2 separate regions of the Homo sapiens genome follow, and region 2 is linked to region 1. A link is a contact called in ENCODE Hi-C or POLR2A ChIA-PET data. All regions are on one chromosome and are shown on one strand. Each heading gives the region's core, a stretch centred on a gene start or an enhancer-like site at or near the end of the contact. The rest is flanking DNA. Distances are from core to core; before and after follow the strand shown.

Region 1 (5,859 bases), core at 1,752-4,251:
TCTGCACAGTATAAGAATAAGCTACAAGAGATGAAGTCACAGTTATAACAAGACTCAAAGTTCTACATATGCCCTTCAGTTATTTAACTATGAAGAGGCTTCGATGTGCAGCCAGAAACTCCATCTGAGAGATCTCTGTGGCCATACTCAGGGCTCTCACCCAAGAGACCACTGAACACCATAGGGTCTCACCTGGATGTAGGAAATGCCTACAGGAAAAGAAGGTAGAGGAAAGATCTTCTCTCTCCCACACCAAAAGGCCACACTGAAGAGAATCACATGGAATAGGATGAGATCAGCATTCAGAAAATCCTTGTCTATGACTGTTAGGTTCTGCTTTCTGGTGAGATGTAATCACACAGATATAGGCTCACGCTAACTATATTTTTACGCACAGATTGAGGTGATGTTTTACAAGTTAAAAACACAAATGGAATTCCTCCTTTGTGAATTATTCACTACATTAACATGGAAAGCCTTATCATTTCAGGATGTGTCTTACGAATAAGTAATCCTGGAGAAATGTGCTAAATTTACAACCCAATATTTAGCTAAATCAAATCCAAAACAAAAATCCTATTGGGTCAAACAAGCTACAGTGCCTCAAAAAGCTCACACAACCTTGGGCTGCAGATTAAGGGACACTACAACCCTACACAGCTGTCCCAGGATTCAGCCCATGCATGACCTAGATGAAGCAGTGCAAGCAGAGAAATGAAAGTTCTGGCAACCAGGTCCTGTAAGGATCAACTGAGGAAAGGCGGAACGGTGAGACTACGTGCAGACATGATGGCAGTGTTCAGATACCCTGAGCAAGAGGAAGCCTGTTGCACGATGAAGGTCCAGGTTGAGGATCTCTGATCTAAAACGCTTGGGACTAGAAGTATTTTAGATGTTAGTTATTTTCAGATTTTAGAATATTTGAAAATACCAGTTGAGCATCCCAAATCCAAAAGTACAAAATCTAAATTGTTCCAACGAGCATTTCCTTGGAGTGTTATGTTGGTACTCAAAACATTTTGGATTCTGGAGCATTTTGGATTTCAGATTGTTGGATTTGGGATGCTTAACTTGTATTGGCAGGACTAAAGGCTACAAATCATAGAAAGAGTGGATTCAACCTCATTAAGCAGAAGATCTTTTCAACAGTTAATGCTCCTTAACAGTGGAAGATGCTGACTTCACTAGGAGCTGACCATGGAAACCCATCTCTCAGGGATGCCCAGGATATGAAGCAGATGACCTTTACGATTTCTGCAAGGTCTAAGGTTCTGTGGTCACTACATACTGATAGGTTACATTATCCCATCTAGGAAATACAAGTTACTACACACCACAGCAAAACTCAAGTGTTTCTGCTGCTCTCACATCTATAATAGGACTGCGTCTAGGCAGACGGCCTCCTAACCACCTCCTTTTGTCTTATCTCCTCCTCCCTCATTTCCACATCTCTAGAGTTGCTCATGCTGCCTGGGCCTCTAACTACAGCACTTATACAAATAAGGCAAAAGGAAGAAAAACAAACAAAGCTACTCCCAGCCTTGATTCAGCAGTGCACTGGTCATGATTCCTGGAACACTGAGTGCATGAAAATAACTTTTCAACCCTTCCTATGTGCACATCTGTATGAACACTGTGATGCAGAAGGTAAGGCTGTTCAAGAATCATTACAATTATTCCACAAATATCCATGTTACTACATTTACAACACAAAATTATTATAAGCAATAGTGAAAAAAACCTTTAATTTTGAAGCTAGTCATCAAAAATTACAGATTGCAGGGTAATGTATGTATCTAAATCTTGGCCTGACTGGGAACACATATCTTCAGACTTTAATCTCATTTTTGAGGTAATACTGTAGCACTTCCCTGATATTCAAAGTTGGGCTGTGATCATAGACACTTTTACATCTGCCTATCAATGTGAGAGGAAAGATAGTTCAAAACTTATCTGGTAACCAAGGATTACAATTTTTGTCAATTAAAAACTCCCCACTGGAGTTGCTTCAGAGGCTGAATGATGATTTGAAGAGATTGTGATAGATGGTGGAATATGGTTTCATAAGGTTTTATAAGATTTAATTTTCACGTATTAAAATCGCTGGTACCTATAGTGCCTACAACGTACCCTCATTCCAAGAGTGTTTGCTGCACTGTGCAGAGTCCTGGGGAAGGAGGATCCAGCAGTGGTGGTAAGAAAAGAGTGCTGGACTGGAGTCATTAGACTTGGATTGAAATCCCAGAAACTTCTTACTAGCAGTGAGAAGTTCAGCAAATCATCCAACCTCTCTGAGCCAGTAATCCCAACCCCAAAGGATTGTGAGATTAAATGATGCTTGTCCAATCCCAGATACTGGGACTCCATCAACCCCTGTGTGGGGATTAGAAAAGGGCAGCTGTAGGATGTGACCTGCATCAGGACATGGAGTTGGATGAGCAGAGCATGGGCTGGACTCCAGGCCCCAATCATCCTCCTCAACTGGTGCCTGGTGTGGGTAAAACCTATAACCAGCATTAAAGTACTAGCCATTTGATAAACTCTCAGGACACATTTATTAAAAGTCTTCAGATATTTAACTATTAAAAGGGCCACTCCATAAAGATAGCCACATGTCAGGAACCTACTACTTAATCTTACTATTTAAAACACTAAAAAATGATAAACTGAAATACTCTTATTAATTGTCTTCATTACATGTATATAACTCATTTTATTATGCTATGAAGGACTATTATATAATAAAGTATAAAATATTTTAAGTTTCAGTAGAGAACATCTTTTAGAGCCAAAGGAGAGAACCCAAAACGTTAAAGTGATACAGGTTTCAAAAAATACTTGTAGAGACTGCACTGAGGGAAAACATGAAATAAAACAGAAGTCTGATTCATTGTAACTCTTGCAAGAGTAAGTAGGACTGTGTTTAGGCAAGAACTGAAACAAGGAAGTGACTCAATGGCTCTACTGGGGAGAGAGATTCCAAAGAGATGGAACAGCTCTAGCTAAGCATAACACCAACCACCAGCTGGGAGAAAAGCCAGTGGCAACGGAGGAGGGTAAAGACAGGGGAAGGCAGGTCAATACGAAGGAACAAAGAGTGGGTGTGCAGAGTCAGAGAAGATGTGGAGCTAAACCATGGAGGGTTTTCCAAATTTGAGATTAGATGTACAGTTGGATATAAAAATCAACCAGGAAACAGGGGAAAAGAAGCATCATAGTTCCTTTTCTCAAAGCAAAAAAGTTTATATTGCTTCCAATTAAATAATTAGCATCTTTGAAACAATGGTAAGTACAGAAAGACTGATGAGGATGAAGAGGAGGAAAAGGAGAAAGAGATAATGTTTTTATAAAGGTAAAGTGTTCTATATCTAGTACTTCCCCTGAAATGTAAAAAAGAATTACCAGGACAAAGTATATCATTCACAGGGAGGAAAAGGAAGAAACTATACTGGAGATAAACATAATCAGGAATAACAAGAGGACAAAAATTTGAAATTAGATGATTGGAGGCCCATTGACTGTACTTTTTCTCAAACAAACAGCAGAAAGGAGTTAAGTTCAGCACGAATAATATCTTATCTCAACAAATGCTGTCCAGCCACAGCAAAAAGACTTCTGAACACAAAGCAAACTCCCAGATATCTACTTGCCTTGCAGCATTAGCACATTATGAACAGGAAACAGACTTTTCTGCACAACCACATTCCCCTTGAACTCAGTGAAAAGCAATGTAAGGATGACCCACAACTGGGTAAATGGCAAGAGGGCAGCTTTTGAAAATAGAAAAACATTCACATCTTCACTTTACCAATTACCACCTCCATGACTATAGGCAAAACTCTCAACGTCTCTCTGCCTATTTTGTCTTCTATAAAATGGCACTAGAGACATCCGTTTTTCATGGAGCTCTTGAGTGGACTGAGACAACACATGTGAGACGGACTGTATGTGAGACAGCCATATGGCCAAGCCCCACTGGGCTTGTATTAGATCTCTTCCCCCAGGCTCCTCCTTTAAAAACCTGGGCTTATTTAACAAAAGAGCAATTAATCTAGTAGTTATTCGATATACAATATCCCAGATTCAGCCTACAGATAAGAGATGTATAAAATAAACACGTAAGTTAGATATAGAAATAAAAGAAAAAGATATTCTTAAGACCTTGCTAAAAATATTCAGGTTTTCTCAAAAGTGCTCTGGCTAGTAAAGAAATACTCAGTGAATTAATGCTGTGGAGGGCATGTCATTGTATAGATTTCATTTTAACTCTGCTTAAGAAGCACAACATGGTATCATGGAATTCCAATAATTCAACTTGTAAATATTGACGTTCAAGCGGCAGATGATTTCACTTTGGGGACATCACGATCGTACTTGTCATGGTGCTATGTTTTGGTGCCAGAGAACCAAGACCATGAAGCAACAGCAATGGAGCTCACTGTGCTCCTTCCCCTCAAGGATCCATGGCCCAATCACAAAACACCACACAGCATGCGACTCTCTAACTAAGTCAGGTCCCAGAGAATATAGCTGTCCTTTCAGGTTTAGATAGCAATGGTTTCTTGTGAATCCTCCATCCCTAGAAGAAATGGCCTAAGAGTCAGGGTGCAATAGTAGAAAGACTGGCCAGGTGCGGTGGCTCACACCTGTAATCCCAGCACTTTGGGAGGCCAAGGCAGGCGGGTCACTTGAGGTCAGGAGTTCGAAACCAGCCTGGCCAACATGGTGAAACCCAGTCTCTACTAAAAACACACACAAAAAAATAGCCAAGCTTGGTGGCGGGCGCCTGTAATCCCAGCTACTTGGGAGGCTGAGGCAGGAGAATTGCTTGAACCTGGGAGGCGGAGCTTGCAGTCAGCCGAGATCGCGCCACTGCACTCCAGCCTGGGAGACAGAGCGAGACTCCATCTCAAAAAAAAAAAAAAAAAAAATAGTAGCAAGACTGGACTAGACACTAAAATCTTCAGTTTTACTCCCCACCTCCCACACAAACTCAACTGCAAACTGATCTACCTCTCTGGATGTTAGTTGCATCAACCCATAAAATTGTAAGGACAGACTACTTGCTAATACTCATTTAAGTGCCCAAGTTCTATGATTTTATGAAAGCTCCAGGGCAGGGCTGAGGGCAGCCAAGGAGCTACGTGGCAGGGCAATCCTATGAAGGTCGGTGTTCCTCAGGTGCCCCCTGCCTGCCAGGTTGATACATTAGATTCCATGCTGCCACAGCCTGCCTGGTGGTATCCTCATACCCTGACCTAGGCCAACCTAATCAAGGATAACCATAATAATGGGCTGCCTTTTCCTCACCCTACGTCATGCCAGCCCTTTCCTGCTAACCTGTACACACAAAGGGCAGCTCTACCTTCCTGAGAAGAGTTACAGCTCTTAAATGGCTCGATTCTAGATTATATTGGGTAGCTATAATGAATGATATAATTATCAATAGGCAAGATCTCAGAAATGATTCAAGATGGTCATGGAAATGCAGATCTTGGGTGTACTGGGCTGTGACCATTATAAAGTCACATTATAATCCATCAACCTACACTGTACAGGTATGTCCCATAAATTATTCCACCCATGCAGGTGCCATCCTCACCTCCATCCACATTCAGAAGCACATTACTCTAACATTCTGGCACAAAGCCTTGGGGTATTCTAGTAAACAAAAGCTACACCATCAATACTATGAATCTGGATGAGGAATGTTAATCCTATTTTTTTTGAAATCTTGAACTTCTTTTCATAAGAATCAGAATGAAGTCCCCTATGGGAAAAGTACTGACTACATGTAACAGGTTGTTGGATCAATCCAAACTTCGTCTTTCCTCTTCTTTGCTCCTCTTAAACTGTCTT
Region 2 (5,863 bases), core at 424-2,923, 110 kb before region 1:
GAGGGAACTGAAGCACTCACCAAGTTCACACAGCTTAGAAGTGCTGGAACAAGAGTTCAAGCCCATGTAGCCAAACTCACCAGCATAACTTCTTAGCCACTACTACACCCAGTAGTTATGCAGGGTGTGCATTAGAGAATTAAGTCTTCAAAAAATAGGGAAGGCTTCACAGAAGTGTACATCACATTCAGTTTGGAGTAATCTTATTAAGAATGTTTCCTAGTACTCCAGGATGAGCTACAGACTGTCCCTTCCTCCCTTGATTCATTTGCCAAATGCGTATTGTGCCCCAACTAATTACAGATGGTCTCCAAATTAGGATAGTTCCACTTATGATTTTTTGTTTGTTTGTTTGTTTTGAGACGGAGTCTTGCTCTGTCACCCAGGCTGAAATGCAATGGTGTGATCTCAGCTCACTCGCCTCCCAGGCTCATGCGATTCTCCTTCCTCAGCCTCGCAAGTAGCTGGACTATAGGTGTGTGCCACCACATCTGGGTAATTTTTTGCATTTTTAGTAGAGATGGGGTTTCATCATGTTGGCCATGCTGGTCTCGAACTCCTGACTTCAGGTGATCTGCCTGTTTCGGCCTCCCAAAGTGCTGGGATTACAGGTGTGAGCTACCGCGCCTAGTCGATTTTTTTACTTTATGAAGGTACAGGAGCAATATGCATTCAGTAGAAACTGTACTTCGAGTTCCCATATAACCATTCTGTTCACTTTCAGTACAATAAATTACATGAGATATTCAACACTTTATTATAAAATCGGGTTTTTTTTGTACTAGATGGTTTTGCCTAACTATAGGCTAGTGTAAGTGTTCTGAGCACGTTTAGAATGTGCTAGAAGCAGGCTAGGCTAAGCTATAATGTTCGGTAGGTTAGGTGTATTTGATGCATTTTTGACTTTCCATTTATGAGGACATAACCCTATCATAAATTGAGTAGCATCTGTATTCCCAATGGCATACAGAGCTGTAAAAAATACAGAAAACAATCCCGATCTCACTGGCCTTAAAGTCTAGCAATGGAGTGTGACAAAGAACAATAAACAAGGTAAAGAAGTAGAATAAGGTGGTAAAGAAATAAAAAAAGCAAAAGGAAAAAAGAACAGGAAGTGAATTAATTCATTCATTACACGGTGAGTGAATCTGAGAAAGAACGGTCAGAAACCGGTTCACTAAGGAAACAGCATTTAAATACGGACCTACAGGAGGCAAGAGGTAACAATCTTGTACTATACTTCTCATTCGTATAATAAATGCCCTCATTCTAAGCTGTTTGTTGCAGCCAAAATTAAACCAATTAATACTTAACCTACTTACAGATTTATTGTGAAGATTAAATGAGAAGACAGGTGCAATGCACTTAGCATAGTGCCTGGCTTGTAATAAGAACTCAGTGAATGCTATTATACATTATTCTTGCTACTGTTTTAATAAAATCATGCAATCAGATATATAATGTATCTCCAGTCCACTCATAGTGGGAGACCAAGATAGTTGCTTAATATTCTATCACATGTCTAAAAAGTAACTGTTTCTGGAATATGTGTATGAAGCATTACAGTTTAGGTCTCAAGTACAAAAACACTGCTTACAATAACCTTCCATGATCTAAAAAGGACTCGGGTTGTTGACATCAAAGGAGTCAGATGTAGGACGCCCAGCACCAGAGCATGAGTGGATGTCAGCATACGGTATGCAAGGTCAGCTAGCCTAGTCACAGACTTCACTTTCTGGCAGTCTTCTGCCTATTTTTTGGCTGCAAGGCAAGTGTTTACTTCTCCTTCTATGAACAGATGATTTCCATAGCTCTGGGGTTTGAAAAGGTCAGCAGTGATAAAAAAAAAAAAAGGCTTAGGAAGAGATCTCAAATTTTTTGCTACTATTATGAATTTCTTTATACAAATGTTGATATATGGAAGACAATCAAGCAATGCATGGAAAATCTGCATTTCAAGTCCAAAAGCAACTCATTCCAGAAAAATTTCCTCAGCTTTCTCCCTAATGATTTAAACATTCATTTTCACTCACTTCTGCAGAAGTACATTCACAGGAAGAGTGAGTGTGAACAGTAGCTTTTATAGCTGGAAGCCACTTTCTTTCTTTACCTAGAATGTTGTATGATCCTTTTTCTTTTTACACATGGAAGAGAGTGGATTCTGTTGTTAAAATTCTCTCTACTAAGAAATACTAAAATCATCATCTCTTAGTACAGTTTTCAGTTTCAGACCCGAAAACTCTTAAAAACCTGAAAATCTTGGGCTAAGCACACCACATGTAACACATTACTGCATCAGAGTTCTTCAGCATCCCACTTGGCTGAGTCATTTTCAAAAGCATTTTCTATTTGGTGACAGATATAAAGTTCTATATCCATGCCACAAAACCACCAACTGCCTTGGGGCACTGTCCACGGCTTTATGCTTTCATTCTCCCCCGTTCATAGAAAATGTACCTAGAAGTGTGAAAACAAACCCCACGTCTGCTCCCAATTTGTTACTTTTTTGATTTGGCAATGTTGTCTTTCTTGTGTTTTCTGGTTCCCAATGAATACAAAATTAGCCTGAGAGTTTGAATCCACCTTCTCTCGGTTGTGATATCACTACTTTCAGTACACGTCAACGCATTGGCAATTTTTACCGGTTTCCATTTCAGATGAATGTGTAAGCAAGGAGTGATTTATAGTAAATACCTAAGAAGGTTATGGGGTTAGAGTCTCTATAGATGTTTAGCAATAGGACTTGATTCCTGAATACTTTGGGTATACTGTGGGAGTCAGAGTTCAGGCTAGATGTGACAAGAAGCCCTCTTCCAGTCTTGCAGTGCTCAATTTTTCAATCAAATAGTAGAATCATTTTTGAAAACTAGGAGGAGAAGCTGCTGATCCCATACTCAGTCCAGGGTATTATTTTGAAAAGTGAGAAATAATATCACCATCATCATCCAAGAGAAGAAAATACAGGAGTGGAATATAGAATTATTAATAAAATGAAAGGTTTTCATTTTTCCTTTCCAATAAAAAAAAGGTAATGCCAAAAATATGTCTGAGTTTTCAAAAAGACTTTAAGAGCAGTTTTAGGTTCCCAATAAGATTACACAGAGAGTTTTCATTTATATCCTGTCTTCCTCACACCAGCCCCCAGCATCTACCACTGCCAGTCTCCTGCACCAGACTGGTACATACAGTTGTTATGACTGATGAACTCTTACATCATTATCATCCAAAGTCCATAGTTTACATCAAGTGTTTACAACTCTTGGCGTTGTACTTTATCTGATTTTCTATTCTTGTCTGGACAATAGAATTCATGTTGACAGCTGCAAGAAAGTCCTCGGCTGCCATCTCATGCTCCCTTACCTATTTATTGATGGGCTTTTATCACTTCGCCAGTAGAAGACCAGTTTGAACATGACAGGCACTTCATATGGCTTCATTTCTTCACTCAGAAAATTTCAGTATTTCTTTCACTTACAGAAGCAGAAAAGCCGATTCTGACCACCCCAGTTAGCATCAAAGCAGCTTTCCACTTCTTTCTCTACCCTTCAGGTCCCCCATATTGTGCTCTACCTTTTCTTTTTTTTTTTTTTTCACAGAGTTTATCACGCTTTTTTTTCTTTTTGAGGCAGTCTTGCTCTGTCACCAGGGTGGAGTGCAGTGGTGTGACCTTGGCTCACTGCAACTTCCAGTTCCCATGTTCAAGCAATTCACGTGCATCAGCTTCCTGAGTAGCTGGAATTACAGGTGTGCACGGCCACAACCAGCTAATTTTTGTATTTTTAGTAGAGACAGGGTTTCACCATGTTGGCCAAGCTGGCCTCGAACTCCTGACCTCAAGTGATCCACCCGCCTCAGCCTCCCAAAGTGCTTGGGATCACAGGTGTGAGCTACCATGCCCAGCCTTTATCACACTTTCTAACATCTTAGTTATCTATTAGTTATTGCCTCTAAGTAAGTGGGGATCTTTTGCTGTTCTTCACTGACAAGGCCCCAGTACCTAGAACAGTGGATGGCACACAGGTAGACACTTAATAAATATCTGTCAAACGAAGGAATGAATGAGGATGCTTTCTAAAAGACAATACTTCAGGGAGTGATTTTGGCCATGGTTTGGAGGCCTAATTAGCCATGACTAACCAAGCCTGGCCAACACCAGAGGGAAAAGTGCCAGGTCCTATAAGCTGCTGGTGCTCCCTCTGTGTGGCTGGGCTCCTTGGGGTCCCTGCTAGATGAACATGGCCGCTGTATCATGTGAACAGGATAGAGTGCACAGGGAGCCTAGAGATGGGGGGTGTGCCGGACTCCACGGCAGTCACACAAGCCCTTGCTCAGCCTGGGCACACGACTGGGAGAGCGCAGTTGTTCCTGGCCAAGTGCAGCAAGGAAGGAGGCATGGAAAAGAGGTGACACAAAGTCAGAGATCAGGAGGTTTTTCCCCATGGGCCATGGGGACAGACGTGGTGACCCCTAGGAATCTGATTACCATTAAGTTTCCCTAATTTTCTCCCACACACATTCTACTGATGATGAAGAGACCGAATCTCAAATCAGCTTATGAATGCAATGATAAGGATTTTTTTTTTTCTTTTGAGATGTAGTTTCACTCTTGTTGCCCAGGCTGGAGTGCAATGGCGCAATCTCGGCTCACTACAACCTCTGCCTCCTGGGTACAAGTGATTCTCCTGCCACAGCCTCATGAGTAGCTGGGATGACAGGTGCCTGCCACCACACCCAGCTAATTTTTGTATTTTTAGTAGAGACGGGGTTCCACCATGTTGGCCAGGCTGGTCTCGAACTCCTGACCTCAGGTGATCCACCTGCCTTGGCCTCCCAAAGTGCTGGGATTACAGGCGTGAACCACTGTGCCTGGTCAGATTTTTTGTTTTAAGAGACAGGGTCTGGTTCTGTCACGCAGGCTGGAGTACAGTGGTGCAACCATAGCTCACTGCAGCCTTGAACTCCTGGGCTCAAGCGATCCTTCCGTCTCAGTCCCCTGAGTAGCTGGGACTATAGACATGAGCTACCATGTCCAGCTAATTAAAAAAAATTTTTCTTTGTAGAGACAGAGTCTTGCTATGTTGCCCAGGCTTGATGATGAGTATTTTTCATGTGAATTAAAATTCCACAATAAAAAAGGGCAGAAATAAAAAGGCAAAAGAATTATGATTTTTTGCTAAACAAATGGATATGATCAAATGGACCATAAAACAACGAGTTGAGTGAAAGAAAAAGTTTCCTTTGTTTTAATACACAAGATAAAAGCTCTGGCTATAGCGTGAAAGGAAGGTGGCAGGAGGAGATGAACTATAACTGAGAGAGGAAAGGGAAGTGTAGCAGAAGTCAATCAGAAGAGTCCTGTTCCCCTGCAATTTCCTGACATCTAAGTCTGGGATTTGAAAAAAATATCCTGTGTATTATATTATATATGACACGTTACACTCTGCACTTATTTATATCCAGAAAGGGTAACTATGCTGTGTTATAAACACTTAATGTATCCTACACATACCATTGGCTTCTTTATCCCCAATTCCCCTAGTGGAATGTCGGCTTCATGGAGGCAAGAATTGTATGTTTTACCCTTGGAACAAGGCCTGGAACCAGATAGGAACTCAGTAAATACCGGTTACGTGAGTGAATAAATGACAAATAGCTGCCCACCCACCACCTACTTCCCACTTCACTTGAACTGTGAATTACACCATTCTTTACCTTACATGGGAGAACCACGGTGTTTCTCCTTCCTCTCCCAGCTATCTATCCCAGAGTACCATATACAGGTTGAGTATCCCTTACCCAAAATGCTTAGGGCTAGAAGTATTTCAGATTTGGGATTTTTTTTGGGGGGTGGTGGTAATTTTGG

The links. A loop is a pair of places that touch in the nucleus more often than their neighbours do. ChIA-PET counts read pairs that join two places held with the same protein, here RNA polymerase II (POLR2A). Pooled maps may share reads with other maps.
Region 2: a map with no recorded cell type shows a loop between it and region 1 (3-fold over the local background). The contact joins two enhancer-like sites. A Hi-C loop is called at or near these places in 10 of 37 single-sample maps with no recorded cell type and 5 of 50 pooled maps. POLR2A ChIA-PET finds 5 or more read pairs at or near these places in 2 of 52 experiments (activated T-cell and common myeloid progenitor, CD34-positive).

Annotation. Positions count from the first base shown.
Region 1 is chr2:33,207,938-33,213,796 of GRCh38, reverse strand. The region is part of intron 7 of LTBP1 (latent transforming growth factor beta binding protein 1); the gene reads right to left. Among named protein-coding and RNA genes, the nearest start is that of MIR4430, 210 kb to the left of the region's middle. Within about 2 kb of position 3,001, at least 7 of the 41 ENCODE cell types and tissues checked have a DNase peak (open chromatin) inside an H3K27ac peak, as active enhancers do.
Region 2 is chr2:33,318,125-33,323,987 of GRCh38, reverse strand. All of the region lies in intron 24 of LTBP1 (latent transforming growth factor beta binding protein 1), which reads right to left. Among named protein-coding and RNA genes, the nearest start is that of MIR4430, 97 kb to the left of the region's middle. Within about 2 kb of position 1,673, at least 5 of the 41 ENCODE cell types and tissues checked have a DNase peak (open chromatin) inside an H3K27ac peak, as active enhancers do.